Regions from separate parts of the Homo sapiens genome. Here region 1 is linked to region 2. Evidence: chromatin loops called from intact Hi-C (ENCODE). Cell type or tissue: PC-3. All regions are shown on one strand. Each heading gives the region's core, and the rest is flanking DNA. Links, peaks and the distances in the headings are about the cores only.

Evidence for each region. A loop is a pair of places that touch in the nucleus more often than their neighbours do. Peaks named below come from ENCODE experiments on the same cell type or tissue, not always from the same donor. Only the 100,000 strongest peaks of a DNase experiment are listed, where the experiment ranks them.
Region 1: it touches region 2 in a loop (7-fold over the local background); 4 of 110 quality-filtered maps call a loop at or near these places.

What each region holds. Positions count from the first base shown.
Region 1 is chr7:17,591,698-17,607,494 of GRCh38, reverse strand. No RefSeq gene overlaps it. Among named protein-coding and RNA genes, the nearest start is that of LINC02889, 41 kb to the right of the region's middle. RefSeq lists an enhancer at 8,136-8,637. In PC-3, for the core only: no CTCF peak of the experiment used is centred there; DNase peaks (open chromatin) are centred at 7,024, 7,614 and 8,514; H3K4me3 peaks cover 886 bases; H3K27ac peaks cover 3,566 bases.
Region 2 is chr7:17,527,045-17,542,841 of GRCh38, reverse strand. All of the region lies in intron 1 of LINC02889 (long intergenic non-protein coding RNA 2889), which reads left to right. Among named protein-coding and RNA genes, the nearest start is that of LINC02889, 24 kb to the left of the region's middle. In PC-3, for the core only: a CTCF peak has its summit at 11,650 (motif pointing right); a DNase peak (open chromatin) is centred at 9,651; H3K27ac peaks cover 2,037 bases.

The DNA of each region.
Region 1 (15,797 bases), core at 3,880-11,879, 66 kb before region 2:
GGAATAGTATTGAATCTGTAGATCTCTTTAGGTAGTATGTCCATTTTAATATTGATTCTTCCAATCCAGAAGCATGGAATGTTTTTCCATTTGTTTGTGTAATCTATGATTCCTTTCAGCAGTGTTTTGTAGTTCTCCTCATGGAGCTCTTTCACTTCCTTGGTTAGGTGTATTCCTAGGTATTTTAATTTTTTGCGAGTATTATAAATGGGATTGAATTCTTGATTTGGCTCTCAGCTTGCACATTATTGGTGCATAGAAATGCTACTGACGTACAGTGTACATTGATTTTGTATCCTGAAACTTTACTGAAGTAGTTTATCAGTTCCAGAAGCCTTTTGACAGAGTCTTTAAGGTTTTCTAAATATAGACTCATATTTTCCAGAAGAGAGAGCGTTTGATTTCTTCTTTTCCTATTTGGATGCCTCTTATTTCTTTCCTTTTCCCCGATTGCTCTGGCTAGCACTCCAAGTACTATGTTGAATAGGAATAGTGGGAGTGGGCTTCTTTGTCTTGTTCCAGTTCTCAAGACAAATGCTTCCAAATTTTGCCTGTTCAGTCTGATGTTGGTTTGTCATAGATGCTCTTATTATTTTGAGGTATGTTCCTTCAATGCCTAGTTTGTTGAGGGTTTTTATCATGAAGGGATGTTGAATTTTATTGAAAGCTTTTTCCATATCTGTTGAGATGATCATATGGTTTTTGTTTGTAATTCTGTTTATGTGGTGAATCACCTTTATTGATTTGCATATGTCGAACTACCTTTGCATTCTGGGAATGAAGCCTATTTGATCATGGTGAATTAACTTTTTGATATACTGTTGGATTCAGTTTGCTAGTATTTTGTTGAGAATTTTTGCATCTATGTTCATCAGGGATATGGCCCTGTAATTTTCTTTTTTCACTGTGTCTTTGCCAGGTTTTGGTATCAGGCTGATACTGACTTTGTAGAATGAATTAGGGAGAAGTCCTTCATCCCATTTTTTTTAATACTTTCAGTACAATTGATACCATTTCTTCATTGTACATCTGATAGAATTTTGATGTGAATCCATCTGGTCTGGAAATTTTTTTGGCTGGTAGATTTTTTTCTTACTGATTACATTTCAGAACTTGATATTGGTCTGTTGTGAGTTTCGCTTTCTTCCTGATTCAGTCTTGAGAGCTTGTGTGTTTCCAGTTATTTATCCATTTCCTCTAGATTTTCTAGTTTGTGTGCATAGGGGTTTTCATAATAGTTTTTGAGGATTTTTTGTATTTTTGTGGGATTGATGGTAATTTCACTTTTGTTGTTTCTGATTGTGCTTGTTTGGATCTTTTCTCTTTTCTTTGTTAATTTAGCCTGTGGTCTATCAATCTTGTTTATCCTTTGGAAGAACCACCTTTTGGTTTTGTTGAATTTTTGTATGATTTTTTTGGGTCTCAATTCTGTACAGTTCTGCTCTGATTTTAGTTATTTTTTTTTCTTCTGCCAGTTTGGGGTTAGTATGTTTTTGTTTTTCTAGTTCCTCTAGGTGTGATGTTAGATTGTTAATTTGAGATTTAGCTTTCGAGGTAAGCATTTAGCACTATAAAATTTTCTCATAACACTGCTTTTGCTGCATCATAGAGACTTTGGTATGTTGTATCTCTATTTTCACTTATTTCAAATAATTTTTTTATTTCTGCCTTAATTTTGTTGTTTACTCAGAAGTCATTCAGGAACAGGTTGTTTAATTTCCATGAAATTGTATGGTTTTTTAGGGATCTTTAAATCCCTTTTAGGGTTTTATGTTTTTTAGGATTTTATGGATTTTATGGGATTTAGGGATTTTATGGTTTTTTAGGGATCAATAAAGATATTGACTTCTATCTTTATTCCACTGTTGTCTGAGAGATTGCTGGTATAATTTCCTTTCTCTCAAATTCATTGAGACTGGCTTTACGGGCAAGCATGTGGTCAATCTTGGAGTATGTTCTATGTGGAGATGAGGAGATTGTATAGTCTGTGGTTGAACAAAGTATTCTGTAGATATATATTAGTGTCAATTCGTCAAGTGTTCAATTTAAATTTAGAATTTTTTGGTAGTTTTCTGCCTCAATGATCTGTCCAATGCTGTCAGTGAAATGTTGAAGTCCTTAATTATTATTTTGTGGCCGTCTCAGTCTTTTCATGGGTCCAGAAGTACTTATTTTATGAATCTGTATGCTCCAATGTTGGGTGCAGGTATATTTAGGATAGTTAGGTCTTCCTGTTGATTAAAACCTTTTATCATTATGTAATGCCTTTCTTTTTCTCCCCCCATCCTTTTTTTTACTGATGTTGATTTAAAGTCTATTTTATTTAATATATGAATGGTCACCCCTGCTCTTTTTTGTTTTCCATTTGTGTGGTAGATCTTTCTCCAACCCTTTACTTTGATCCTATGGGTGCCATTATGCGTGAGATTGGTTTCTTGAAGACAGCAGATGGATGGGTCTTATTTCTTTTAGCCCAACTTGCCACTCTGTGCCTTTTAAGTGGTGTACTTAAACCACCTACATTCAAGTTTAATATTGATTTGTTAGGTTTTGATCTTACTGTGAAGTTGTTAGCTGGTTGCTTTGTAGTTTCTATTGTGTAGTTGCCTAATAGGGTATGTGGTCTATGTACTTAAGTGTGTTTTGTGGTCACAGGTATTGTTCTTTCATTTCCATGTTTAGAACTCCCTTAAGGATCTCTTGTAAGGCCAGTCTAGTGGTAATACATTCTCTTAGTGCATAGTTGTCTGGAAATGATTTTATTTCTCCTTCACTTATAAAGTTTAGTTTGGTAGGATATGAAATTCTTGGTTGGAATTTCTAGTCATTACGAATGCTGAAAATAGGCCCCCAAATCTCCTCTGGATAGTGAGGTTTCTGCTGAGAAGTCTGCTGTTAGCCTAATGGGGTTCCCCTGTACATGATCTGACCTTTTTTTTCCTAGTTGCCTTTAGGATTTTTTTCTTTAACATTGATCTTGGACAGTCTGATGACTATATGCCTTGGTGCTGTTTATTTTGTATAATATCTAGAAGGTTTTCTTTGCATTTCTTGTATCTGAATGTCTACCTCTCTACTAAGATGAAGGAAACTTTCTTGAATTATTCCCTAAACTATGTTTTTGAAGTTGTTTACTTTTTCTCTTTCCCTCTCAGGAATGTCAATAAGTCATAGGTTTGGTTGGTTTACATAATCCTGTATTTCTCTAACAGTTCTTTTCTTAAAATTCTTTTTTCTTTATTTTTATCTGTCAGCTTGAAAGACTGATCTTCATGCTCTGAAATTCTTTCTTCTGCTTTGTCCAGTTTATTGATAAAGCTTTCAATTGTATTTTAAAATTCCTTAAGTAAGATTTTCTTTTCTTTTCCCTTCTTTTCTCTTCTTTTTGTTTTAGAGATGGGGTCTCACTCTGCCTCCCAGGCTGGAGTTCAGTGGCACAATCATAGCTCAATGCAGCCTTGAACTCCTGGACTCAAGTGATCCTCCTGCCTCAGCCTCCAAAATAACTGGGACTATACGTGTGTATCGCAATACCTGGTTGAAAGTGAGTTTTTCAATCCCAGAGCTCAGATTGATTCTTTTAAAAATGTTTATCTCTTCATTCATTTCCTGGATTGCTTTAGAAGTTTCTTTGTGTTGATTTTCAACCTTGTCTTGGATCTCATTACTCTTCCTTGTAATCCATGCTTTGAATTCTTTATCTGTCATTTCTGAGTTTTCATTTTGGTTAGTGACCATTTCTGGAGAGCTAGTGTGATTCTTTGGTGGCATAAGTATATTCAGATTTCTCATGGTATCAGAATTCTTGCACTAGTTCCTTCTTATCTGGAGATACTGGAACTTCTAATTTTTATAATTATTTCATGCAGGTAGGATTCTTCTCTTTTTCCTTCCCTGTAATTTTTTTTTATTTCCCTTTCCCTTTCTCCTCCTCCATAGAGGGTGTAACTGTAGAAAATGCTGTGTAGAGTCTTTTGGCTTTGTTTCTATATCCTATGTACTTTTGTTAGCAGGATTTATGTTGGGCTGTGCAGTTCAACCTATAAGCCAGGATATCATGCTTCTAACAGCCAGATTGTGGCCAACATGCTGGGTATATACTTGATCCTTGTTTACTGGAAGAAACTCTCTGTTGCCTCAGGAAATGGGTTGATTCATGGAGTACACAGTGGTTTGAGCTCTCTGCTCAGCTGCAGGAGAAAGGGGGCCAAGATGGTCAGAGCCAGACCAGGCGTATCCATCTATGGGTCCCCCAATGGCAGGCACAAGCACCAGCTCTGAGGAAGAATCCAGTGGGTGGTGACTAAGTGCCCAGAGGTGTGTGTAGGTGTAGCGTTGGGAAATCTCCTCATTCCCAAGTTCTCTGCATAGAGAAGCAGGCAGCCTCAACTAATCCAGGAGAGTGAGTGCTCCAGATGCCTCAAGATCTGCCTGGGCATAGAGAAGAAAGCCCTCCACCACCACCTACACCAAGATCTTTGTGCAGGCAGGTGGGGCAGCTCAGGCTTCTGAACCAGGCAAGCAGGTGCTCTGAATGCCTTCAGATCTGCCTGGGTTTGAAGCACAGAAGGTCTCCCTATAACAGAATTTCTACACAGGAAGGGTGGGGTGGGTCAGGCCACTGCTCCAGGTGAATAGGCACTCCAAATGCCTAGATATCTGCCTGGTCATGGAGTGGAGACGGCCCTCCTGGACCAGGATCTCTGTGCAGGAAAGGTTGGGCAACTTAGGCTGCTGGCCCAGGTGAGGAAGTGCTCTGAATGCCTGGAGTTGTGCCTGCGCGTGGAGTGGAGAGGGCCCCAATGTTAGGCCATCTCAGGCTGCTGATCCAGGTGAGGAAATGGTCTAAATGCCTGGAGATCTGCCTGGGAGTAGAGTGGAGAGGGCCCTGCTTCACCATGATCTCAGTGGAGCAGGCTGGTGCACACAGCAATGGCACACTCAGACCAGTTTCAGGTTACCAAGGTGGCCCTGGCTGCAAATCTCATCACCCCAAAAAACTGCAGTGGTAGCAGCTCTCCTCCCACTCCACACCTGTGATGGGGGAGAGCACAATTCCAGGATCTACTCCTGAGGTACTTTCCACAGTCCTAGCTGTGGAGGCCCCTACCCTGCTTCAGAGCAGGTGCTGCAATCTCTGGCCCAAGAGTAAAATGCCTGTGCAGCCATGATGCTGTGTTACCGAAGAATGGCTGATTTTGTATGCACTCAGAATAAAAATGACATTCTCCTCTTGGTTCTGGCCTGGGAAAATGTCTACAGCTTTTCCCAATGTCTTTCTCTCACAGTATGTCCAAGCTTCTCCCCATTTTAGCTCCAGAGCTTAGGAGAAACAAAATGCTCTCCCTGGCCTGGGTTGCTCAGATCCTTAGGGGAAAGGTGAGTCATAGAGGGAGGCTCTCTGCCTCTCTCACATACTAGGGCTTCAGTCAATTTTATCAGCTGTACCTATATAGGGGCCATTTGCCTATATTCTCCTCCTCAGGAGGTAGTGTCCTTCATGTTTCTGGTAGATTTCCTTTTTCCTTCCTGAATTAAAGTTCACAAAGTTGATATGTGTGCACTGTCTTTCTATTTCCAAGTGGCTGAGGAATGCTAAAAGCCCCCCATCCACCAACTTGGGGAAAAAACCCCAAAGGACGAAAGCTGACTTTAACAGACTTGGATGCAATTTCTATTCCTCATTTAGCAGCAAGGTAGGAATCTCTGGACAAGAAATTATGAGCGGATTGGTAGCTCCATGTGGTGTGCTTTCTGAAGCATGAAGGAAAATTCTGCCTTAATTACACATTTCTGGCCCATTCTTTCCTCCACATTTGCTGATAGATGTCTAAAATTTCTTTAATGGCAACTTGCTGAGAAACTTTTAGGTTGAAAAATAGAGCAAGGTGTTTTAAATGCAAATATCCTCAGGGGAGGCAAAGCAATGATTTATCTTAACATATCCTGACTGGTAACTTGTGTTTTCTGGAAAACAGACTTATTGGAGTGTGGGAAAGGACTGGATGGCTGAGGTGGGAAAAACATGCTAAGAAAGGAAGCTGAGGACCTGATTTAAACTTTAGCCTCTCAATCCTGACCTGGCCTGTCATGCTGAAGAATGAGATGTTTCCTTGAGTTAGATTCAGGTGTGGCTAAGTCTCTGGTTTAAGGTGGTTCAATCACTCTATCAATGTGAGCCACGTGATCTTCGGAAAGTTACTTCTTTGTATTTGAGAACCCCCATTTGTAAAATCCGTTACTTCCAGGTTATTGTGAGGATTAAATTAATGTTTAATAAATATTAACTGCTACTGCAGGGCCCCTTTCTTAATTTAAAGCAGTCTCACTATAAGTAAGAATAAACACATTGTCTTAGGAGTGTTGTAGAAGGTGGATAATCAGGTTAACTGATTTATACATAAGTGATTGCCATTCCTTCCCTATATGCTTTCTTATTAAGGGTAGCGGTCCCCAAACTTTTGGAGAGGAGATGCTACTTTTTATTTTCCACACAGTTTGAAGTTACTAGGATGTAAATTAGAAGAGAGGTGTAGATATTGAAAAATCTCTGGGCAAGTTTAGGTGACCATGGGGTGATATGCTAATGTTGTCTCTCAGAGTGAAATTGCCCCTGAGAGATATCAGAAAGAGATAGTTTATCATCACTGGGAATTCTATCAAGCTGTGGAAAGGAGGCTAATCCTAAAAAAAAAGGTGGTCTAAGATTATTTTCATTTTTGAGTAAACTATAGCCAAGTGAACTGACTTGAATGAAAATCCCACAGATGAACTCTAAATCAAGGGTTCTTTTGATGACTTTATTCGGCCTTTCCCACACACTTCAGAAGTGAGCTGTGCTGCAAAAGTGCCAAAACCCAAAGAATATTGTAGAAGTCCATGTGGGACCTCTTAGTGGTAGAGCTGACCTCTCATGTAGGGTAGGGATGACCTTGTAAATAGTTTAGAAATACAATGTTTACATTACATCAGTATTTTCATAGGCCCTACCTACTTTGCGGCCAATTTTATGCTCTGGAGACACATACTACTTCCTGCCAGCTACCTAAACAGCCTTGAAGCAATGGGCATAATGACTCATGGTCATGTAACATTCTTTTCAGACACATATCAGCATATTTGTTATTACATTACTGCCCAAACACCCACAGAATCCCGGGAGGTAAAATAGGATTAGTGTTGAAGAATTTAGTCCCACCCATTTCTCTTTTATTCAAATCAAACTTTTGAAATGATCACTGTTGAGGGTTCATTTTTGCTTCTAATAAGGGATATGGTAAAGATGTGTGATCAGGCTGGTCTCAGTCTTTGGAGTCAAGCCATATTCTGGAACTATATTATTTGGAAACCACACCTAAATCATAGCAAGGAAGTCATCCGATATGAACCACATGATCCAACTTGCTGGTGTGAAGGTGCTGGCATTACATAGCACAGCACAGAATGGGAAACAAGAAGATATCCTATAAACTGTCCATTAGCTATTCAACATAGATAAGTGGTTTGCTTACAGCTGAAGCTGGTAATTTATGTCGAATAAAATGGTCAGATTCACCTGTCTCAGCCATAAATCTCGTGCCATACATCCTGGCTAATGACCAGATTCTTCTGCGTGATTTCCTAAACCGACCTGTAGATAGCATAAAGTACACGTAATATTTACAGTGCATATTGGATTAAGGGAGCAGCTATTTTATGCCAACAACAGGGCCACAAAGTACTAACACACACTGAGAGTCCATTACATGGGCATTGATTAATTTCACTGAATTTTTTTAAGTGCTAAAAGTGTTTTAGTAGTCCCTGAAATATTTATTCTCTTGCTTTTCAGAGCAATAGGGTTATTCATTTATTCGTTCATTTGCTAAATGAATGAATTAATGATTATGTATTAAAATATCTAATCTGAGCACTCACTCTAATCCTTACTTAGCTGAGTGAACTTTGGCAGTTAACCTTTCTGCTTCACTTTCCTCATATGTAAATAGGAAAATAATTGTGTTTATCTCCTGAGGTTGTTGTCATGATTAAATGAATAAATACATATGAAGTGCTTAGAATAGCTCTAAACATGACAATAAAATTTATTTTTTTTTTGTATTGGAGACACAATGATTATATTGCTGCCTACCAAATTACCCTAAAACTTAGTGGCTTAAAACATCACTTCTTTACTATCTCATAGTATCCATGGGCCATAAATCTGAGCATGGCTTACTTGGGACCACTATTTCACAGGTTAAAATTAAGGGGTCCACTGGGCTTAACTGAGGAAAAATCTGCCTCCAAACTCACATACATAATTGTTGGCAGGATTTACTTTGTTGATGGCTGTTGGGCAGTGATTGCCCTCAATTATTTGCCATTTGCATCCTTTCAACTTGGCAGCTTGCTTTGTCAAAGCATGCAACTTGAGAAGCTAATAGAGTCAGCTAGCAAGACACAACTCACAGTCTTTTACAACCTAATTATGGAAATGATATTCCATCACTTTTGACATATTTATTTCAGGTGAGTCACTAGGTCCAGCCCATGCTCAAATGGAGAGTATGATACAAGAGTATGAATACCAGGATTTGTGGATCACTGGGAGCCATGTGAAAAGCTGCCTATCATGATGGTGAACAACATAAACATGAAGATTATGTTTGTTAGGGGAGACAGATATAAAATACAAATACAATATCCATTACAAATTTTGATAAATACTATGGATTAGAAATATAATGTTTGATGACAAATTACAATACTGGTACTTGATTTGAGTTGGAGTATTTCAAATCAAGCCATCTCTTACAAAATAATATTTAATTTCAGATTTGAAGGATGAGTGGAACTACTGAGATGTAGAGCAGGAAAACAGACGAGTCTCTTTGGAAGAGTAAATAGATGACACATAGGCCCTGAGATGGGTGAGCACCTATGCATGGTCACTCCATGTAGCGTGGGTTCTCAGAGCATGGTGGCTAGTTTCTGAGATAGAGTGCTGCTTCCTGGAGCACTCCAAGAAAAGCAGAAGCTGCCAGGTCAAGGTATATAGCAGCCCTTCCAATGTATTTTATTGACCAAAATAGTCACAGGTTCAGACCCGAGTCAAGGGCAGAGGTAATAAACTTTACTGTTTGAATTGAGGAGCAGTCTGCTTATACAAGAACCAGCATAATTGTTTTGGGCCATCTTTGGGAAATAACCATGATCAAGAGTAATTTAGATTAAAGACTGTATGATAAAAAAGCAAAGAAAGGATGTGTAGATACCTCTTTAAAAAGCTTGGGTGGAGCTGGGAGTTGACACTTAGATGGGTAACTTTAAGAAGATGATGGTAAAGACAGGAATTTTATGAAAGTGATGTTTGTATGTTATAGGGCATGATCCTATAGAAAAGAAAAGCTTGACGATCATGACAGAGATGAGATAGTGGATGAGGAAGGTTTCTGAGAAACAGGAGGACAAAAAAATTCAGAATACAAACTTGGGTGATTGGGCTTTGATAGAACATTTTTTCATAGTAACGAGAAGAGGGGATGGTATGAGCAGATGTAGGTAGTTGTTGAAGGCTAACTCTTCCATTAGCTTTGGGGACCCCATGTAATGGAGACTCAATAAATATTTGTGAATGAATAACTATCTGGATTATAGCAACATAAGCAGAATGCAGAAAAGCAGTGTGTGGACATGGTGCAGGGGGAACTCTGTGCCCTGCAGTGGCGCAGGGAAGAAAGGAGAATAAGAATTACCACAGATGCAGCTGAACCCAATTCAAGAGAAGAGTTTTAGTTTAATTGGTATATTGCTACCTCAACGGGTTGTTTTATTGCAGATTTTATTCTCATTTATCTCATTTATCTCATCCTGAACATGAAGCAGCACAAGAGAAGCTTTAATCAGTTTCATGATCTCTGTTCTCTCCTGTTAGGCTTGCTTCCTAAGTTAAACTGAGCCAGATGAGGAAAATTTCTTTTGCAAACAAAGGACCCTCTGCTGGAGGACCTATTTATTCTTCTGCCTCTGTGCCTTCTTCACTTGTGGAAAACCCGCTGGGTTCCAGGTCACCACTGTGTCCTCAGCTTTAATTGGAGGATTATACAAGAAACAGATTATGAAAAAAATGTTGAAAACTCTTTTCTGCCTGTTAATACATCCACTATTTGTAACATAAGGCCAGGCATGATTTATTCTTTCTGAATCTTGGTCTCAAAATTTTTCTCTTTTGAAGGTCCCATTTAATTTGTTGGAAAATCAAAATGCTAACATAATCATTGTTTTCTGCATTTTTTTTTTGACATCAGGATCTCAGAACTGAATTTAGTGCTGTACCACAGTATCTATGGGTAGACATGACAGAATTTAAGAGTGTAGATTTTGAAGTCATATTTCTCAAAGCCACATTTTTTATCTGTAAAATGAAATAATTTTGGAACCTATCTTATAAGGTTATTTTAAAGACTAAATGAGTTCATACCTGTGAAGTACTTGGCATATTACTTGGTATTTGATTGTTAGCTCTGTTGGTCTTAATTGTGCCCTTTAATTTGGGTGGCTGATTTGCAAATGTGGAACTTCCCAGTTCTCTAGGCTCACATTTCTTCTTTCTTTCTTTCTTTCTTTCTTTCTTTCTTTTCTTTCTTTTTTGAGATGGAGTCTTGCTCTGTCGCTCAGGCTGCAGTCGCCCAGGCTGCAGTTCAGTGGTGTGATCTTGGCTCACTGCAAGCTCCACCTCCTGGGTTCACGCCATTCTCCTGCCTCAGCCTCCCGAGTAGCTGGGACTACAGGCACCCACCACCACGCCTGGCTAATTTTTTGTATTTTTAGTAGAGACGGGGTTTCACCATGTTAGCCAGGATGGTCTCGATCTCCTGACCTCATGATCTGCCCACCTCGGCCTCCCAAAGTGCTGGGATTACAAGCATGAGCCACCGTGCCCGGCCTTGGCTCACATTTCTATAAGTAGGTCCAGTTTTATCTGATGTAATCACCTTTTCTTTCTATTTCTTCCTTGTAAAATATTTTACCCAGGATTTCTCTTTTAAATCTCTCTATTTTCTTCTGCATGGCCAAAGTAGATGACAACTAAGGAATTTTCCAGTTGTTTAACTGTATCATTTTATGACTCTTCTCTGTGGATGTAAAGATGAAGAAGAACAATATGTATGTAAGGCAACACACAATCAATATGAATGGTTCTAACTTAACATAGACGGAATCTTTAGTTACTTTGGAACTGGAAAGTGGATACTAATTTGACACTTGTGATATTCTTTTTTTTCTCTATAAATCTCTTCCTTATCTAGTGTGAATGGATAGGCTAGGCACATGACGGATTTACTGGCTCATATAATCTGGGAAAAGGCAGGGTAAGAAGGCATCAAAATTCTTGGCATATAGGGGCATAGGTTATTCTTCTACACGTAGGTACGAAAAAATGATTATTTATCATTAGGATGAGGAAAAGACATCAAGCAATACACATCATTTTAGGCACCCAGTGATTTCTCTTCACGTAAACATTGTGTTGGAAGATAATCATTTCCTCGTTCAAATAAACTTGAGGACCATTTTTCTAGAATGTTGTAGTGAGAATTGATACATTAAATAGAAGATTATGGTAGATACAGTAGAAACTCTAATGTTCTTCCAACTCTTAATAGTCATGCTTTTAAGATTTTTGTCTTCAGAGCACTGAGTCTGGAATTTCTCTACTCGCAATGTGATTCTCATCTGAGAATTAGGTGAGTCATTTTGATTTCATAGTAGGTCTTGGGGTCAGGGCACCCCAAACATAGCAATCAGACCTTTCCCTGGTATTTTAAATTAATCCCTTTGAGATAAACTGTAACTATATCTTCAATATCTGGCTCTAATTGTGCATGCTTTCAGATGACAGTATAATTTTTTATTTGAGGCTCTATCATAATAGGAGTTGTCAAATCCTAGTTAAGGGTTGGCTAGGTTAGGTGTACTTTTACATGAAATAAGGACTTTTTTGTTTCTTCGAGATTCTGAATCTAGCTTGGCACAAGAGATAGATATACCATAGATCTTTTTTTTTTTTTTTCCTCCTGTCTGAAGCATCAGGAATCCACTGGCTGCTACTTAAGCCTTTGAGTCAGGCTGGGGTCTCCTCACCAGACTTGATTCTTTGTTTATACTTTTTGATTATGTGGGTGTATGCTCAAACTTAAAGGCATCACTATGGGTGGGGGAAGGCAGCTATCTAGGGTCTATGGCAGGGGCATAGGCGGCAGCTCTCTTTATACCCTGAATCTGCTGGAATAAAACTCACTTTCTTTTGAAAAGGCCAGAATGCTGTAAATTTATCAAGACTCCACACTCACAGTCCTTATCTGAAATAGCCAGATGCATAGATGTCTCAACACCACTGAATGGAAAGAAGACACCTGATTCATATGTGCCCAACATCCTGGAAGACATTACACAAAGAAGAGTAGATACTAACTGCCAATTATTACTTTTGACGAATGGCATTGATAACCCACATGTGCCTGCTACTTTCTCTTTTAGTTCTTGCAATGTCAAACTAGCTAGGAAAGATAGGCAAAGATGTATGTATTTTGTGTTTCCTCTCTCTAATATTTATTTTATTTTATTTTTGAAACAGGTTCTCACTCTGTTGCCCAGGCTGGAGTCCAGTGGTGTGATCATAGGTCACTGCAACCTCGAATTCCAGGGCCCAAGAGATCCTCCTGCCTCAGCCTCCTAAGTAGCTAAGACTACAGGCACTGAACACCATGCCTGGATATTTTTTTTAGAGACAGCATCTTGCTATGTTTCCCAGGCTGTTCTTTAATTCCTGGCATCTCACCTTGGCCTTCCAAAGGATTGAAATTATAGGCATGAGCCACCATACCCAGCCTCTAATATTTTATCTTCTAGGCTATCTTTTTTTTTGCCTCTTCATTTTAAATGATCTTGTATTCTCTGGTTGCTTAAACTGTAGACAGGAAGCCTTTCAATGGCAGGCACTGGGCTTCTTTAACTCCCTTTTAGTATCTTAGAGCCTTCTCCAGGACTAGGTCAAAAGTAGAAGTAATCTCTTGAGACTTACTTTTTGATTAACTAAGAAATAGAACTTGATTCCAACTGATGCATTAAAAATTGAACTTTTTTAGGTTATAGGTTATGTTTATTCAGATTATCCTAGGTGGTCTAACAATTGAATAGTGTGGAATGTGGCTGCATACTTTCTCCTCAGGGAAGAGTTAGTGTGTCAAAATGAAAGGATGGGGAAGAGGCAGAGAGGAGCCGAGGGGAGGCATGGGGACAGGCTTCCCTAAAGCCTAGCACATTGTCTGCCTGGTGTGTGGTGGCCACTTGGTGGAGGTTTGTTGATGAATGAATGAATGAATGTATAAAAGCTGAGTTAATCTGAACAGTCAAGTTGGGTTAACTCCAAATCCCTCTCTTTTCTTGGGAAAGCTAAATTAAATCCAGCTGCTCTTCAGACTGCCAAACCACTTTTGAGCAAGTTCTATTTCTTCCATTTCTATTTATTTTCCCCTTGGGTACTAAAGAAATAAATGCTTCACCAATTATTTATTCTTTATAGGGGTTGGCCCTCTGCACTTGACATTTGCTTAATTGTTCACATTCTGCATGTTATTTTCCTAATGTTGTTCCATTGTCAGCAACATCTTATGTGACTCCAGTGATTAGAGTGTAGCAGGATTTCCTTGTGAGTCCTTTTATTTTGTTCTTTCCATGTCTTTGCTACATATTCTTCCTAATACCAATATTCGTATCTAAGCTGACCACACCATTGACTATATACATGTGACTTGGAAGTTTCAAATGACTTAAGACGTTGTATCCCCTACATTTTATTGATTAATTGATCGATCGATTGATTGAGACAGGTTCTTGCTTTGTCACTCAGGCTGGAGTGCAGTGGTGCAAACATTGCTCACTGGAGCCTCGAACTCCTGGGCTCAAGCGATCCTCTTACCTCAGCCTCCCGAGTAGCTGAGACTACAGCTGTGCCACCATGCCAAGCTAATTTTTGTATTTTTGGTAGAGACAGAATCTCACGATGTCTCCCAGTCTGGTCTCAAACTCCTGGGCTTAATCCATCCTCCCACCTCGGCCTCCCAAAATGCAGGGATTATAGACATGAGCCACTGCAACCAGTCTCTCCTGCATTTTAAACAAAATGGTTTAAAAATATCGATGTGCAACTTAGCTCTTTCTCCAAAATTCTGCCAGGCTTTTGGAATGAATTCACATCAGTCAGATTCACCGATCACATTAGCAACACCTGACAAACTGGATTAACCCACACCTGTGTAGATTTGCTCAACATGAAGCAACAATAATGTGCCGCACAGCCTCCTGGCACCGCTAGGCCCTGCAGGACATGATCATAGAACGTATTAGTTCTAATAAGAACTAAGAACAGAGAATCTCTCAGAGCACCTTCTAGGACAAACACCAGTACCCTTCAGCCAGCATACCTTAACAAGGAAATACATTGGTATTAGAGTCAATTTTAAGAAAAACAATCATTGATCTAATCTACAATGCTATTCATGATACTGTCGTTCAATTCTTGTTCCCATAACACTTTAAAAAAATAGTAATGATAACATGCAACTTTATAGTCTGTTCTGTCCTTGATCTTTCTATGTATGATGACACTTTCTTTGTTGTTATATCACTTATAGTTTACCTTGCTTCTGTCCTCATTTACCAGATCTTCCCCCTTTCTTCTTAAACATTAGCTAATATTATTATTTATCCTGCTTAACTTCTGAGTTACTTTGCAATCCAATGGGCAAAGCCAACCAAAACACAACCATAGTCAAACTTCCTCCTCCTCCCCCTCCTTCCACTCCTCCTCCTGCATTGTCTCTTCTGTTCTCTGTCCCCCTCTCTTTCTGATGCACAGAATTGGATTGATTTAATGAATTATACTCTTACATTGGTAAGAAAATATCATAATTTGTCTAGGCATAGCCTTTATTTTATGATCCTTTTATACCTCATTCCCAGACATGAGTCTCATTCACAAAATATCCTATTTTCAGGCAACCATTTTGGCAATTCTTCGACTCATCAGATACTTCAGTGTCCTTGGAGCATGTCTGTCTTTTTTGGAAAGAGGGAATTTCCTCACATTTCCCACATTCATTTGATTGTGCTGGTGTCAGTGATAAATACAGTAGAACAGTGGTTCCCAAATGTCAGTGTGCTTGCTATCACCTCGAGAGCTCATTAAAACAGATTGCTGGGCACCAGCGTCAGAATCTCCACTAGGTCTTTGGTGGAATGCTGCAATTTGCGTTTCCAGGTGATGCTGGTAATGATTAGGGCCCACGTTTGAGAACTACCTCATTCGAGGATTTCCATCTTTTTATCAAAGTACAGGTGAGAGAGATTGGCAATTATTTAAGGAAGAGTGATTTGCCTTAGGTCAGAAACCCAAGAATTTACTCTGCATATATAAAACCCCAGCATATAGGACCCCTTGTGAGAGTACCAAAATTGTATAAAATGTGGGGTTCTTTTATTTCCAGCAAGAGCAAGAGCCATACTGAGTCAACCCCTAGGATAGGGATGTACAGCAGCCAGTGGCTTCATATCCAAATATGTTAATAGCAGTAAATTATCTGGGGTGCTTCACTGTAACATTGGCTTTAGAGGAAGAGTGCTTTTCTGACAAGTGATAAGGAGGAAAGAACATTTCCACAATTGCCTCCTCGAGTAGACACACCTTTAGCCTCCACAATCTATCAGGCCATTGTAGAAGACAGTAAAATTGTAGAGGCCGTCACTGTTACTAT
Region 2 (15,797 bases), core at 5,079-13,078:
ACATTCTTCACACACAAACACTCCTGTTGAGTATATTTGTTAAGCAGAGTACCACAGGAATGTTGGTTTTCTGTTTACTTGTTCCAAATTGACTAGGGGCGAATTCCACCTGGAATCCTAAGTTTTCAAACAATCCTGAGCAGCTAGGCCAATGGCTTGGCGAGGGGGACATGCATAATAGGGAAGATCCATTCTCCATGTATGCCAACCTTCCTTAATCCCTGCAGCGAACGCTCAGTATTGTGGGGTAGGGGAGCCCTCTTTTTAGAAAATTTCGATATTTACATTGCAATCCTTAGTCATTGACTATCCTTTGCTTTGGAAGTAGACACTGTTCTGTAGATGCTGGAGGCCCATTTAGTGATGTTTATTAGAGACTACTGTCTTTGTTCTTTATGATAAAAGGAATGCAAGTTCAACTCGAACAACATCAATGAATGCAAACAAACCTATAATCTTACCATCCCAAATAATTTTAATACATTTTGGTGAATATCCTTTCAGTCCTTTTTAAAAAAGTTACTATGCATATGTGTGTATAAAAGAGGTGCTAGGTAGGAGAGGAGGAGAGAGCCGGGAGGGGAGTGGGCAGGCCTATTTGTCATAGTGCTTTGGAGCTTTCTCCTTTCATCTTTTAGCTCATTGTGGACATTTTCTCAAGATAATAAGTATTCCTCTGTTAAAGTGATTGTCAACCAGAGACAATTTTCACTGTCAGAGAACATTAGGTAACATCTGAAACCTTTTTTTTTTTTTTCTGCTACTGGCATCTACTAGATGCTGGGGATATACTGCTAAACATCCTACAACGCACAGGACAGTCCCCCATAAGAAAGAATTACATAGTCTAAATGCCAATAACGCTAGACTTTGCCATGGCAGATGAGCAGAAAGCAAAATGGTATGGCCTGAGTTTACATATAGGCATTTTTCAGGCCCAAATCTAAACCATCAGATTAAAAGGAAATAATATCTATAAGGGTTTAGCATACAACCTGGAATATAATAAGGGCTCTATACATTTTAGCTATTATTTAGGCTTAGAACCAACAAGTCTTCTAACTTCGCAGAATTCCCTCTCTGTTACGTCCTGCAGCCAGTCCAGTGTGGACATCTCTTCACTATGTCCTTGGTAATTGATTATCATTTTGGTCATGACAGCTCTGTTTGGTCAGAGCCTGAATTGCTATGCTCAGGGTCATGTCACCAATCCAATATGTGCAGCTGAACTCAAACGACATTGACAACAAAACAACCAACTTTTTAGAAAAGGCAGTCTCCTGTAATAGTACATTATATATACATATATTTCTTCCCCCCAAATGACCAGGTGAATGTAGATAAGGCTGTTCTTCTTCAAATCAGTCATATTTTTAATTATTCTTCAAATTATTTTGTATTAGAGTCTGATCCTTTTTCTTTCTCTTCATAAGCCAGGAATAGGTTTGTTGTATTGATGCTGACAGAAAATTCATTTTGGTATTCAACTTTTTACATGCAGTGTTCATATTTTTGAAAGTGTCTCTTGATCTGTGTTCAGATGTCTGCAAAGCACCTTTTTAGTTGCCTGGAGGGAAATACACATGCTTCCAATTTCCATTAACCTCACATCTCTCCAGGGAATATCTCATGCCTTCTTCATCTCTATACCCAGTGCCTACCACGGTGCCTAATCGTAGGTGCTTAACACACATTTATTGAATCAAACTGAATATGACACATTTCCCAGCATCTGAAATATCAAGTATTATAAAAGGTTAAATAAAATTGAAGAGGAATAGTTGTTGCTTTACTTTTCCTTAGCTTATCGAATCAGTCTTTCCTTCCTTCTTCCCTCCCTTTCTTTTCTGAGTTCCTTGTATTTCTGGGGCTAGGCAGGCAGTGGGATACAGTAAAAAAAAAAAAAAAAAAAAAAAAAAAATTCAGAATATCCAATCCTTTGACCATCTTAAATTTAACCAGTTGTGTTTACATATGATCTTTTCTGAGATCCTTTTTAAAATACTGTAAAGTGGGAGGTACAACATTTTAGTGTTGTATGTTGTTTTTCCTTAAAGGACCAGAAAGTACTGACCACACACAGACAGATTTTCTCTGTGTTCTGCTGTAAAGTAGATCACTATTGCTGTTTTCAGAAAATGAAGCCAGTCTAATTCCAAAGAGTTCAAATTTTCATCAGAAATATTGCATTGCCTAATCTCGCACAATAAACAACAAGATTCACTTTACACTGCAGAGATTCTTGGGAGGGTGGTAGTGTTCGCTTGAAGCAGCTCTTCTAGAGATGCTAGTAGTATCCATAAGTCACCAGAAAATTAGTTGCTAGTTGCATTTCTGAGAAAGTTAAGTCAGAGTCTTGAACCCCACCACATTCTCTATCCATTGCCTAAATGCAAAGCACTTAGAGCCCTGTTTGGCATAGCATCAGTACTGTACAATTGTTAGCTTTTTATGGAATAATAGCAGGCATGCTGGTCTTGTTTATTCTCTTATGAAGGAAATGCTTTCACATTTTCCCATCAAGTACCATGTTTACCACAGGCTTCTGTAGAAATATTTTATTAGGTTCCTTTCTATTCTGAGTTTTCCAGGAATTTCTTGAAAAATCATGAATAGGTACTAAATTTCATCTAATACTTTTTCTGTACCTGTTGAAATGATTGTGTAATTTCTCTCCCATAACCTGTTAATGTGTTGAATCATTGATTTTATTATACTAACTTTCCATTCTTGAGATAAAACCAAATTAGTCAACATGTTTTGCCTTTTGTATTTATTACTAGATTTGGTTTGCTAGAATTCCATTTTGGTGCATCTCTATTCAGAATGAATTTGACTGTAATTTTCCTTTCACTTAGAAACCTTCTCAGGTTTTAGGATCAAGTTTTTACTACTAGATTCAGAAAATAAGTTGTGAAATATTCCTTGCTCTTCTACTTTCTCGATTAATGTTTCTAGGGTTAATATTATATGGACCTTAAAATGATTGGTAGACCTTGCGTGTCATGTCATTTAGTCTTTGTGTTTTTTTGTAGAATTATTATAAACTGATCCATTTTATTAACTTGTGTGTTTCAGTGTCTTTTTGCATTTCTCCTTGAATTGATTTTGTTAAATTATTAAAGAATTTATTCATTTTAGCTAAGTTTTCAAATTTAGTGATAGAAAGTTGTTCAGACTACCCTTTCAATCTTTGCCACTGTGTCCCTCGTTTCATTTCCAATGTTTGTGAATTTCCTCTGGTCGTCTTGTTCAATCTTACTGGAGTCTGTCTTTTTTTTTTCTGGTTTCTCAGCCTCATTAACTTTATTATTTATTTATTTATTTATTTATTTTTAGTCTTTTTTTTTTTTTTTTAAGATAGAGTCTCGCTGTGTCGCCCAGGCTGGAGTACAGTGGTATGATCTCGGCTCACTGCAAGCTCCACCTCCCAGGTTCAAGCAATTCTGCTGCCTAGGCCTCCTGAGTAGCTGGGACTACAGGCGCCCACCACCATGCCCAGCTAATTTTTCATATTTTTGGTAGAGATGGGGTTTCACCATGTTGGTCAGGCTTGTCTTCAACTCCTGACCTCATGTGATCCACCCACCTCAGCCTCCCAAAGTGCTGAGATTACAGACGTGAGCCACCGTGCCTGGCCATCTTTTTGTATTTTGGTAAGTCTTTGGGGAACAGGTGGTGTTTGGTTACATGGGTAAGTTCTTTAGTGGTGATTTCTGAGATTTTGGTCCACTTGTCACCCAAGCACTGTACACTCTACACAATGTGTAGTCTTTTATCCTTCCCTCTCCTCCCACCCTTTCCCCACCGAGTCCCCCAAAGTTCATGGTATCATTCTTATGCCTTTGCATCCTCATAGCTTAGCTCCTAATTATGAGTGAGAACATACGATGTTTGGTTTTCCATTTCTGAATTACTTAAGCTAAAATAATAGTCTCCAATTTCATCCAGCTTGCTGTGAATGTCATTATTTCATGCCGTTTTATGGCTGAGTGGTATTCCATGGTGTATATATACCACATTTTCTTTATCCACTCATCGTTGATGGGCATTTGGGCTGGTTCCATATTTTTGCAATTGCAAATTGTGCTGCTATAAACATGTGTGCAAGTATCTTTTTTGTATAGTGACTTTTCCTCTGAGAAGATACCTAGTAGTGAGATTCCTGCATCAAATGGTATATCTACTTTTAGATCTTTAAGGAATCTTAAATCACACTGTTTCTCATAGTGATTGTACAAGTTTACATTCCCACCTACAGTGTAAAAATGTTCCCCTTTCACTACATCCCCACCAGCATCTATTAGTTTTTGATTTTTAAATTATGGCCATTCTTGCAGGAGTGAGGTAGTACCTCCTTGTGCTTTTGATTTGCATTTCCCTAGTACTTAGTGATATTGAGCATTTTTCTATATGCTTATTGGCCATTTGTATATCTTCTTTTGAGAATTGTCTATTCATGTTCTTGGCCCACTTTTTGATGAGATTGCTTGTTTTTTTTCTTGCTAATTTGTTTGAATTCTTTGTAGATTCTGGCTATTAGTCCTTTGTTGTATGCATAGTTTGGGAATATTTTCTCCCACTCCATGGGTTGTCTGTTTACTCTGCTGATTATTTCCTTGGCTATGTAGAAGCTTTTTAGTTTAATTAAGTCCCATCTATTTATCTTTGTTTTTGCTGCATTTGCTTTTGGGTTCTTGGTCATGAAGGGTTTGCCCAAGCCAATATCTAGAATGATTTTTTCTTCTAGAATCTTTATGGTTTCAGGTCTTAGTTTTAAGTCTTTGATCCATCTTGAGTTGATTTTGGTCTAAGGTGAGAGACGAGGATCCAGTTTTATTCTACTACATGTGGCTTGCCAGTTATCCCAGCACCATGTGTTGAAAAGGGTGTCATTTCCCCACTTTGTTTTTGTTTGCTTTGTCGAAGATCAGTTAGTCCCCTACTCCCAACCTGCTGGGATTACAGGCGTGATCCTCCTCACCCAGCCACATTTCTTAGTTAATATTTTTAGTTGCCAGATAGAAGAAGTTTAAGATTTTAAGCCAACTGAGGGGGGTCGAGGCTAAGTGTTTAATTTTAAATGCCTTAAATAGCCAGTTTTGAACATCTTTAAAGGCCAAATCCTTGTAAGGATTTGGCATTATTTCTGTGTTCTCTATTCTGTTCCATTGGTCTATGTGCCTATTTTTACAACAGTATCATGCTGTTTTGGTGACTATAGCCTTATAGTACAGTTTGCAGTCGGATAACGTGATGCCTCCAGATTTGTTCTTTTTGCTTAGTCTTACTTTGACTCTTTGGGCTTCTTTTTGGTTCCCTGTGAATTTTAGAATTTTTTTTTCTAGTTCTGTGAAGAATGATGGTGGCATTTTGATGGGAATTGCGTTGAATTTGTAGATTGCTTTTGGCAGTAAGGTCATTTTCACAATATTGATTCTACCCATCCATGAGCATGGGATGTGTTTCCATTTGCTTTTGTTATCTTATGATTTCTTTCAGCTGTGTTTTGTAGTTTTCCTTGTAGAACTCTTTCACCTCCTTGGTTAGGTATATTCCTAAGTATTTTATATGTTTTATAGATATTGTTAAAGGGGATTGAGTTATTGATTTGATTCTCAGCCTGGTCGCTGTTTGTGTATAGCAGAGCTACCAATTTGCGTACATTAATTTGGCATCCTGAAACTTTGCTGAATTTATTTACCAGTTATAGGAGCTTTTGGAATGAGATTTTAGGGTTTTCTAAGTATATGATCATACCATCAGCAAAGCAACAGTTTGACTTCTTCTTTACCAGTATGGGTGCCCTTTATTTATTTCTCTTGTCTGGGTGCTCTGGCCAGGACTTCTAGTACAGTGTTGAATAGAAGTGGTGACAGTGGGCATCCTTGTCTTGTTCCAGTTCTCAGGGGGAATGCTTTCAACTTTTCTATGTTCAGTGTAATGTTGGCTGTGGGTTTGTCATAGATGGCTTTTATCACCTTAAGGTATGTCTTTTCTATGCCAATTTTGCTGAGGGTCTGAATCTTAAAGGAATGCTTGATTTTGTCACATGCTTTTTCTGCATCTATTGAGATGATGATGTGATTTTAAAAAATTTTCTATTCTTTAAAAATCAGCCTTTGGGCATTTGATTATCTCTATTATATCTGTTATATGTTTAATTTTTATTCATTTTTGTTCTTTCAGTTTCTTTTCATTTCTTTAGGTTGTGTTTATTATGTTAAGTTGGTTTAAATTTGTCTCCACATTTTTCCTTTTAAAAACTGGTCTGTCTGTCTATCTTTCTTTCTTTTTTTTTTTATTTTATTTATTTTATTTTATTTTTTACCAAGTCTCACTCTGTTGCCAGGCTAGAGAGCAGTGGCACAATCTTGGCTCATTGCAACCTCCGCTTCCCAGGTTCAAGCGATTCTCCTGCCTCAGCCTCCCGAGTAGCTGGGACTACCGGTGTGTGCCACCATGCCCAGCTAATTATTTTTATATTTTTAGTAGAGATGGGGTTTTACCACATTGGCCAGGATGGTTTCAATCTCTTGACCTCGTGATCTGCCCACCTCAGCCTCCCAAGGTGCTGAGATTACAGGATTGAGCCACCATGCCCAGCCACATTTCTTATTTAATATTTTTAGTTGCCAGATAGAAGAAGTTTAAGATTTTAAGCCAACTGAGGGGGGTCGAGGCTAAGTGTTTAATTTTAAATGCCTTAAGTAGTCAGTTTTGAACATCTTTAAAGGCCAAAACTTGATGATGAGCAAATGAGGCAAGCAGTTGTCTCTGCATTTCATAGGGCATGGCTAATGACTGAAGTGTCCTCTCTTTATACCCTGCATGTTGTAATGAATGATGTCATCAGAAAATTATCCCTTTCTTCAAGCAGAGGTATTAATCCTTGGATGTTACTCAACCCACAGACTAATTAAATCCTTATTTTCTCTCTTCTCTTTCCAAAATTGTATCAATCATTGAGATATAGAATGTACATATTGTAAAAGCCTTATTGGTAGAAGCATCACATGACTGAGTAGTTTCTTCTATCCACTTGTCCATGCATAGCAAAAGCAGCATTTTATACATGGATTATAAATTATATTTTACTGTAAAAAGCAAAAGGACAGCACAAATCTGATCCTGATTTGCAACATTTCCTATTAATTGCTTACACAAGATACGTATTTCAGTACTTTTCCAGTCCATTTCAGAGTTTCTTCTGGAGAAAAACATTTCCATGTTTAAGGTGCCATCATTATCTGTGAATTAGGGACTAAAATTAACTGCATTGAAAGCCAGTGCTGTCATATTTGTGATTTTAAAACAACTGAAGTATGAGATTTTCCTCCTTTAAAATCTTTCTTCCAAATAAATTATTTTAATGACTATGGGCATGTTTCCTATATAAAATGTGCCTGGCCCATGGAAGTGTTTAATAAACTTCTGTGAATGAAATGAATACGACATTTTTTATTTGAGAATTCCTGCTATGTATTGTATCTGATGCCACAATTTCAAAGGCATAACTTGACATTCTGTAGTTTCCGGAAAAATATTTTTGTAATTCCAACAGCTACTCGTGACAACACCTGCAGTACCTGGGTGGTGGGGCTGAGGTTGTGAGACCCTGCCTGTTAAGGCATTTCAAACCAGTATTGAGGCTATATGTAGGACTTGGACATAGTCCTGGTACAAATTATTTCCCTCCAAACCAAAAGAGTATATAAATTCAAACATGTTCAAATTGATTTATGTGCCTGATATTTTAAAAAATGAATATTTCAAACTCTTAAAACTGTCCATTGTGTTTCATTTTTGAGGAATGAGCCTTTAACACTAGCAAAGATGTTTCCTTAAACATGTCAAATCTCATTCTATATAACAGTATCAGATGAAAAGGGACTTATATTTTATTCATTTAGCAATGTGTCTGCCATTTTCTGAGGTGTGTGGGCGGGGGGTGGCTTGTGGGAAAGATAGAGTGTTGACCAGTGGTGATTTCAATTCCTAGAAATGAAAATGTTGCTAGCTTTGGAGACAAAACCATCTTGGATTAGAGACAATCACCAGGATTGACACTATTTACACAAATGTAGTCAGGCACCCACCATCAACCTACCCAAAATCTAAAATCTGTGAGGTAATATTCTGTCTGAATGCGGATGCTAGGTCCTGGTATATTATATTTCCAGTTCAATAATGTGAATTGGAGGTGAAGGTAGTTTGACTGTGATTTGAATAACAAGAATAAATAAGTGATTTCCTGGAAAGAAGAGATTGCATTGGATTGCAATGAAAAGAAAATTATTTCAGATGGATTAAGCAATACTTTGGGGAATACACTGTAGCCACCTTTGACAAGGCGAGCTTCTTCTACTTAATCTTCCAGTTCTTCAGCTGTATGTAACATGATAGGCAATCTATTATTTTGTTCAATCTTTGGTTTTTCATAATAACATCGTCACCTGTTTTTCTTAATGATTTTCCTCTTGTTTTTGTTTCTAGTATCTGCTGTATGAGAACATTTTATATGCTTACTCTCAAATTTTATTTTTGATTTAATAATTCTGCTTTTTCCAATAAACACCTTTTATGGTTTGAATAGTTTCCCTTCCAAAACTCATGCTGAAATTTAATCTCCAATATAGTGGTGATTACCTCACCTCCAACTGAGAGATGAGGTCTTTGGGAGGTAATTGGATCATGAGGTCTTGGCCCTCCTGAATGGATTAGTGGATTAATGGGTAGTGGGTTTTAATGGGTTATCATGGGAATGGAACTGGTGGCTTCACAAGAGAAAAAGAGCCCTGAGATAGCACACTCGGCCCCCTCACCATGCGATGCCCTGTGTGGCCTTGGGATTCCTCAGAAAATGCCCACCAGCAAGAAGGTTCTCACCAGATATGGCCCCTTGACCTTGGATTTTTCAGGTAAGGAATAACTAAGAAATAAATTCATTTTCTGTATAAATTACCCAGTTTTTCATATGCTAAGCAACAGAAAATGAAGTAATACAACATATTTTTTTCTTTTAATGATTATACCCCTAAGATGCTGTATTGCAGCTCCCTTTAAGCTCATGTTACCCAAGGCACGATAGTTGCTTAGACAGTAATATGTGTGAGGATGACCCTCTTGATGAGTTTAGTTGGTTTAGAGATGTTGGTAGTGATTTTTCCCTAGAGGTGCCTTTTAAGAAGACCGTTGGGATGGAGTAAAGGACAGAGTGGGAGGATGGGAGAAGGACATGCTCAGGAATGGACAGATTTGCTTATTCCTGTTGTTAACTCTTCACCTTCCAGCCAGGCCAGAATTGTGCTCCAGGTATATTCAGCCACCTTCAGTGGGCACTGGATGGGCCCTGGCTTTCCTGTCTTGTGGTGGTGATATGTAAGGCAATGATGTGCTCAGAGGGATGCAGGAGAGAGAAAAGGACACACAAAAATCGCTCTACCCCATCCACTGTGTCTTTGAATCTGGAGGGTTGCCTGAGTCATAGTGGAAGAAGCTGGAAAGATGGGAGACAGGCGAACAAGAAAGCAGTAGCTATTGGGTGACTCAGGAGTGTGGTCAGTCCTTGTGTATGGCAAAGAACAAGGAAGGAGATATTTGTGCAACAAATATCACCACTTCCTGGTCCTTCCTATCAATAAATCAGTTCTTGAAAGCACTCCCTCCCTATTCTTGTATTCATGACTCTTACCTGAACAACCTAATTCACCCTGCCAGGGACAAAAAACAATTCAAGAAACCTTTTCTTGGATCCTTGCCTTCATTGTGCCATGGTCCACAGGAGGTTGTATAATTTATTAGTGGGCCTTTTGTGTTTCATCATTTATGTCCCTGTCTGATGAGTAACCCATTTTATTTTTTAGGCAGCTGATGTGGCAGTTGCATCAACAAGCAGCTATAAAAACTAAGCATCTGTAAATCCTTTTGATAAATATTTGTGAAGTTTCAGAATCCTCATGTCTGATCAGTGTAAATCAGCAAGCAAGACAGTCTCCTAGGAAAGCCATTTGGAGACACAGTAGTGCGTTCTGACCATGGGAACTTCCTCATGAGGGTCAGGGATAAGAAACTCATGAGGTCTTCAGCAAAGATAAATTAGCCTTCACAGAAGCAGATGCTTCAGACTACTGATACTAAATTTTACTGGGTCAAACATTGAAAACCTCGCTTCTGAGCAAGGAGAAGTTGGAGGATCAAAAGTCAGGTTGAAGGGGGCAAAATAAGAGTCCATAGAAGACGTCCCTGCAGTTTGCCGTCCTCATTGAACAGAGGCAAAATTCTACATGATGTGGAAGAAAATTTTAAATGGGGTTTATGTAAATTTGCAACTATAAATAAGCAAGGTAAATAGACTTTAATATAGATATACCCTTTATGATATTTTCCTGAATTTTGAACATGGACAAAAAAATCCTCCCCCCCGCAATATATTTTTCACTTGAGCAATGCCTAATATTACCTGCTTTGTTCACTAAAAAGATATTAGAAAGTAAAATCCCAACTGGATCAACAACCTAATGGGCTAGACTCCGCAGTATAAAATTAGAAAATAGCTTCATTTTTCTCCTACCACTTTTGCAAACCTCTCTGTTAGATATTCCTTCCTTTTTCCTCATGATATTTTATGGTCACTTTCAGTTTCATTTTTTTCAGGTATTAAAAGCGCAGTCTGGTCTAAACTAAACTTGTGATATCAAGTTTAAAGCTTTTCCCTTTCTTTTGGGCCTGACCTAGAAGGTTGGGCAAGAGGTGTGGTGAGTCTCTCCTCTCTTTCTTGTTCCATATCCTTCTGACATGAAAGATGTCATGGTGGTGATGTGCCTCTGGATCTTCCAGGGCTAGATGGGACAGAGGATTAAGACCTATTAAGACCTAGAAGGCAAAAAGAGTCTCATGTACTTAGCTGGTACTGTTTGTAGAGCTTACTTGGCTGTCATGGGCTCTCTGTCATGGCAGGCTCTTTCTTTAATAGGGCACTATCGTGGGTTTCCTGGTCATTTCCTTGCTGCAGGAGTTGCACTTTCTGGTGAACCCATTTCCTTCTGCTCTTTTTGCCTGTTGTTGTTATACCTGCCACCCCACAGTTTGACTTGCACTGGGATCACTCAGATGTGCGAACAGCTTGTCTGAGTGAACTTCTTTCAAGGTTACTCAATCCCAGTGGTCTTCTATAGTCTTCCAACACTGGGAATCCGGGCCACTTTTGAGGAGTTCATCATTTTATCTAATTGTTACATCTTGGAACAGGTTCAGCTTCTATAGCCCAGGAAGTATGATGGTAGCAGGGGGGCGTGTGTGAGAGAGATTTTGGTGAGAGAGACTTCAGCAGTTTCTGCTCATCCAGTCATGGCCTGTAAAAGGCAACATTTATGCTGGTGGAATGAGGCATAGGCCAGCTGAAGACATTTACATTGTTGTAGTTCAGCATCAAACCCAAATAGCCAAATGAAAATTTCTCAACATTTGAAGATGACTTTTGGAGACAAACTGATGTATTTTAAGACTCAAATGAATCTGAGATGATGTCCACTAACTACCATTCAGAATCCACACAGGGGTTCCTGACTGGACCAATGAGAGTGTTTTGGTTACAAAGGAGGGTTGAGAATGTTTTTATCTGAATGTGCCTGTAGGTGTCACCAAAGTAAATGACTCCTTTACCCTTGGTTTGATAACGGGGGCAAAAAAGTAGAGTAAAAAAATGATATTTTGTAAAGCCTACAGGGGTAAAAAAGTAAAGTAAAAAATGATATTTTGTAAAGTCTGTCTATGTTGTTACATTGACACCACAGAATAGCAGCAACAAGGTCATTCACAGTAAAGTCTGCAAATTCTCCTTCGATTTTGCAATTACGATTTATCTAAGACGATGAAAGTATACTTGGCAAGGGAACAGTCTTCAGTGTATAGCAAGCAAGGAAAACTCCTTTCTCCTCCCCAACAGACACGCCTCCTTCAAGACAGGAGAAGTTTCTTCTTTACCTGATTCTAGTCACTCATTAGACACACTGTCTTTAGGCAAGGAATACTGATGCCTCATGAAAGAAAAAAAATTACATGGGCATTGGTAGTTAAAGAAGAAAAAAAGTGAAGACAACATTTAAAAAAATGATTGGGAAACATTCAATTCCAAAAGTATTTAAATTTTTTTCCTCTGTACTTTTTTTTTTTAAACTATAAATTTTGATTCTTTAGAAAAAAATCAGAAAAGATTTTTTCTTTAGAAAAAAAATCCTTCCTTTTAAGGAAGGAAAATCCACTGCAAAATGATCAGCTAGAAACTCTTATCTCTGAGCTTTCACAGCCAGGGAGGGTAGGTGATGTTACCCAGAAAGTACTTGGACTTGGCACTTGTATTTCAGTACTGTGAAGGATGTTTCCAGCTGGGCTCACATTCTGTACGTCAGTCTTCTCACCAAGAGGCTAAAACAGCATTTCATCACAGAATGGCCAAGACTGAGACCCACTGAAAGAAGAATGCTCAACAAAAAGGAATTTACACAGCTCCAGCGCCATGTTAACAGAGTGTGAACAGCCTTTCTTATGTTAGCAAGAATTTTGTAGGCCTAATGAGAAAAAGAATCCTCTCTAGAAACTTCTGGTATTTAAAGTGAAATCTAAGCAATTGAAAGACACAGAGAATAAAGTCTCTGGAAATGTTATTTGTCAGTGAAACATGGCTCAGGACAAGAAAGACATAAAATACTGAGAATTATCAGCAGAACCTAGAAGAAAAAAAAAATTCAGACAAGGACAGACTATACTTGTAGTTATTCTAGAATAAGTACTACATATTGTGTGAGGAAGAATTGAAAGTTGACTGTAAGACTTCATTGTATATACTTTGTGATAAATAAGCATATGCAAATACTAAGAGTAATCTTAGGTATTTCAAAGTAATATCTTCAGATTCTAAGTAAGCATTTAAGCATTTTCTACTGACTTTTTTCCTTATAAAGCCCTATGCCTTTCTGGTATTATTACCTATAGATACATAGTACAGTCATAATTCTGTTGTCCAGATTGAAAAAAAAAAACAAAGTAAACAGCATCTTTTACAAAGTTCTGTCATAATGAGACTTATTTATGTTTGGAACATTTTTTTCTCTTTGGTAATGTTGCTCAAAAAATTATTCCACTCAGTATATACAGTAAAAAGTTTTAAATGTGCTTTAAAAATTTTTCTTAAAGTTAAAGATAGAATTACCACATGGCCCAGCAATTTAACTCCTAGGTGGCATATACCCAAGGGAAATTAAAAAAAACATATGTCCACACAAAAACTTGCGCACAAATGTTTAAAGCAACATCATTCATAGTAACCAAAAGATGGAAAAAACCCAAGTATCCATCAACAAATGAATGGATAAATAAAAGGTAGTATATCCATATAAGGAAATATTATATGACAATAAAAAGGAATGTGGTGCTGATACTTGCCACAACATGGATGGACCTTGAAAACATTACACTAAGCGAAATAAAAAGCTGATCAAAAAAGACCACATATTATATGATTCTATTGAGATGAACTTTCCAGACTAGGCAAGTCAATAGAGACAGAGATGGCTGACAGGGATGGGGCGGTCTGGGGAGTGGGAAAGGAGATTAGGAGGTGACTGCTAATAGATATGGGAGTGACTTTTGGGGGTGATGAAAACATTCTGGAATTAGATAATGGTGATGATTGCACAGCGTTGTGAATATACTTAAAAACTACTGAGTTGTGTCCTTCAAAGGGGCAAATTTTATGGTATGTGAATTATATCTCAATTTAAAAAGATGGATTGTTTGTTGGACATGATGAATTCAGTTTGAATTTCCTTCATTAATGCTTCCATGAAGAGAAAGTTTCTCATTTGATCAATTAAAGAGTGAAAGGGTAGTCATAGGATTGTACCTCTGTCTTACTTGTAGGGATAGAGAAAAATGTCTAGGAGACATGTATTATACTGGGGTAGACAGATGGATGTGGTCTTTTGTTAGTCACTCTGAAGACCTTTTTCCACTGTGCAGCCTGTCAGTGAATACAAATAAGTCATTGCCTAAGGTAAATGAATCACATTAAATTCAGGGGGTGAGGAATCCTAAAATAAACAGTGGATTTATATTAAAAATAACACATTTGGCCAGGCACAGTGGTCCACACCTGTAATCCCAGTATTTTGCAAGGCTGAGGTGGGCAGATCACTTGAGCCTAGGAGTTCGAGACTAGCCTGGGCAATGTGGCAAAACTCTGTCTCTACGAAAAAAATACAAAAATTAGCTGGGTGTGGTGGCACACACTTGTGGTCTCAGCTACTTGGGAGGTTGAGATGGGAGGATTGCCTGAGCCCAGGAGGTTGAGGCTGCAGTGAGCAGTGATCACACCACCACATTCCAGCCTGGGTGAGAGAAAGAGACCCTGTCTCAAAAAATAAAAAGAAAAGTAAAAATAACACATTTGCAGAGTTTTGTGTGTATATGCATAGATATTATACAGGAAACCAATTTAAAATTTTTCTGTTTCTGCTTTTACTCTTTCTGAGTGAAATATAGTGATACCCAAAAACACCTTTAAAACTACAAGTATAATTATTTTAAGTACAATACTTTCCCCTTGCAAACAATATGAATAAATTACATTCAGTTCCAGACAATCTTGTCATTATATGGTTGACTCCAGTGGCTTTGAGTATAAAGTGTATTTATGAAAACCCAATGGAGTTTTGTAACTAGCAAAGCCCCAAATATGCTCCTAACTATAACATGTGGTGTTCAGTCTGCAGGTGGATGTTCTGAAGGCTTTTTTGTACACCTTGGACTGTTTGTGTTTTACCATGTGCTGCTGTTCCTCTGGCTCAGGATGGATTCCTGTGATCAATAATCAGTAAATTAGTGGCAGTATCTGTGATGACATTTATGTTCAGCTCTTTGAAATGTTTATTTTTACTTCTTAATGTTTTTAAGTGCACTTAAAAGGTGTCTAAACATTGTTCCCTCCAGAAGCCAAAAAATAACAATTTTTACATAGTTGCATCAAAACTCATTAAAAAGTACGGGTGGAGCTCATGCATTTCTAGGCAGCCTAACACTTAAAAAGAAAAGATGAAAGAGTAACAACAAAATAAATCTAAAGCCTCTTCTCCAAAGACATCAAGAACTACAGATATAAAATTAGGTCTTCCGGGAATAAAGCCCTCATCTCTGCATTTGGAGGCTCTGTCCCCTCTTCAGCCTAAATTCATTTTCCTTTATTGCCCTCGCCAATATGAAGCCTGCCAGTAGACAAGGTCCACCCATATTTGTTTGAAAGACCTCACCATGAAATAAAAGATAACAGCAGAGGGGACTCATAATTTATATCCTAGAAAATCAACCCAGTCCACTATTCTTCTTCATAAGAAGACAGCCAAAGATAACAAAAAACATAAATAAAACCAGCAGCACAAAATAACTAAAACAAGAACATTTACTTTAGAAGAAACAGATAATTCAGAAAAAGGAGAATGTTAAAAGAACCTAGTTATGCAATTAGCTTGAAAATTTGAGAGGATATTGCATCGAAAAATAAGACTAGAAAAGTACAAAAGAACAATGGAGAACAAAATAAGATATTTTGTCTTGAAGATGCAATTGCAAAAATTCAGACAGTTACGAAGATGAAACTAAGAAAATCAGAACAAGAGAAAAAAGACAAAAGAAAAAAATTTTAAAAAGATAAACATAGAGGTTCAATCCCAGAAGCTTGACATTGACCTAATATTCTGGGAAATAAGAGAGGGAATTGGAGTGGGAGGAAGTTAGCAATGGAA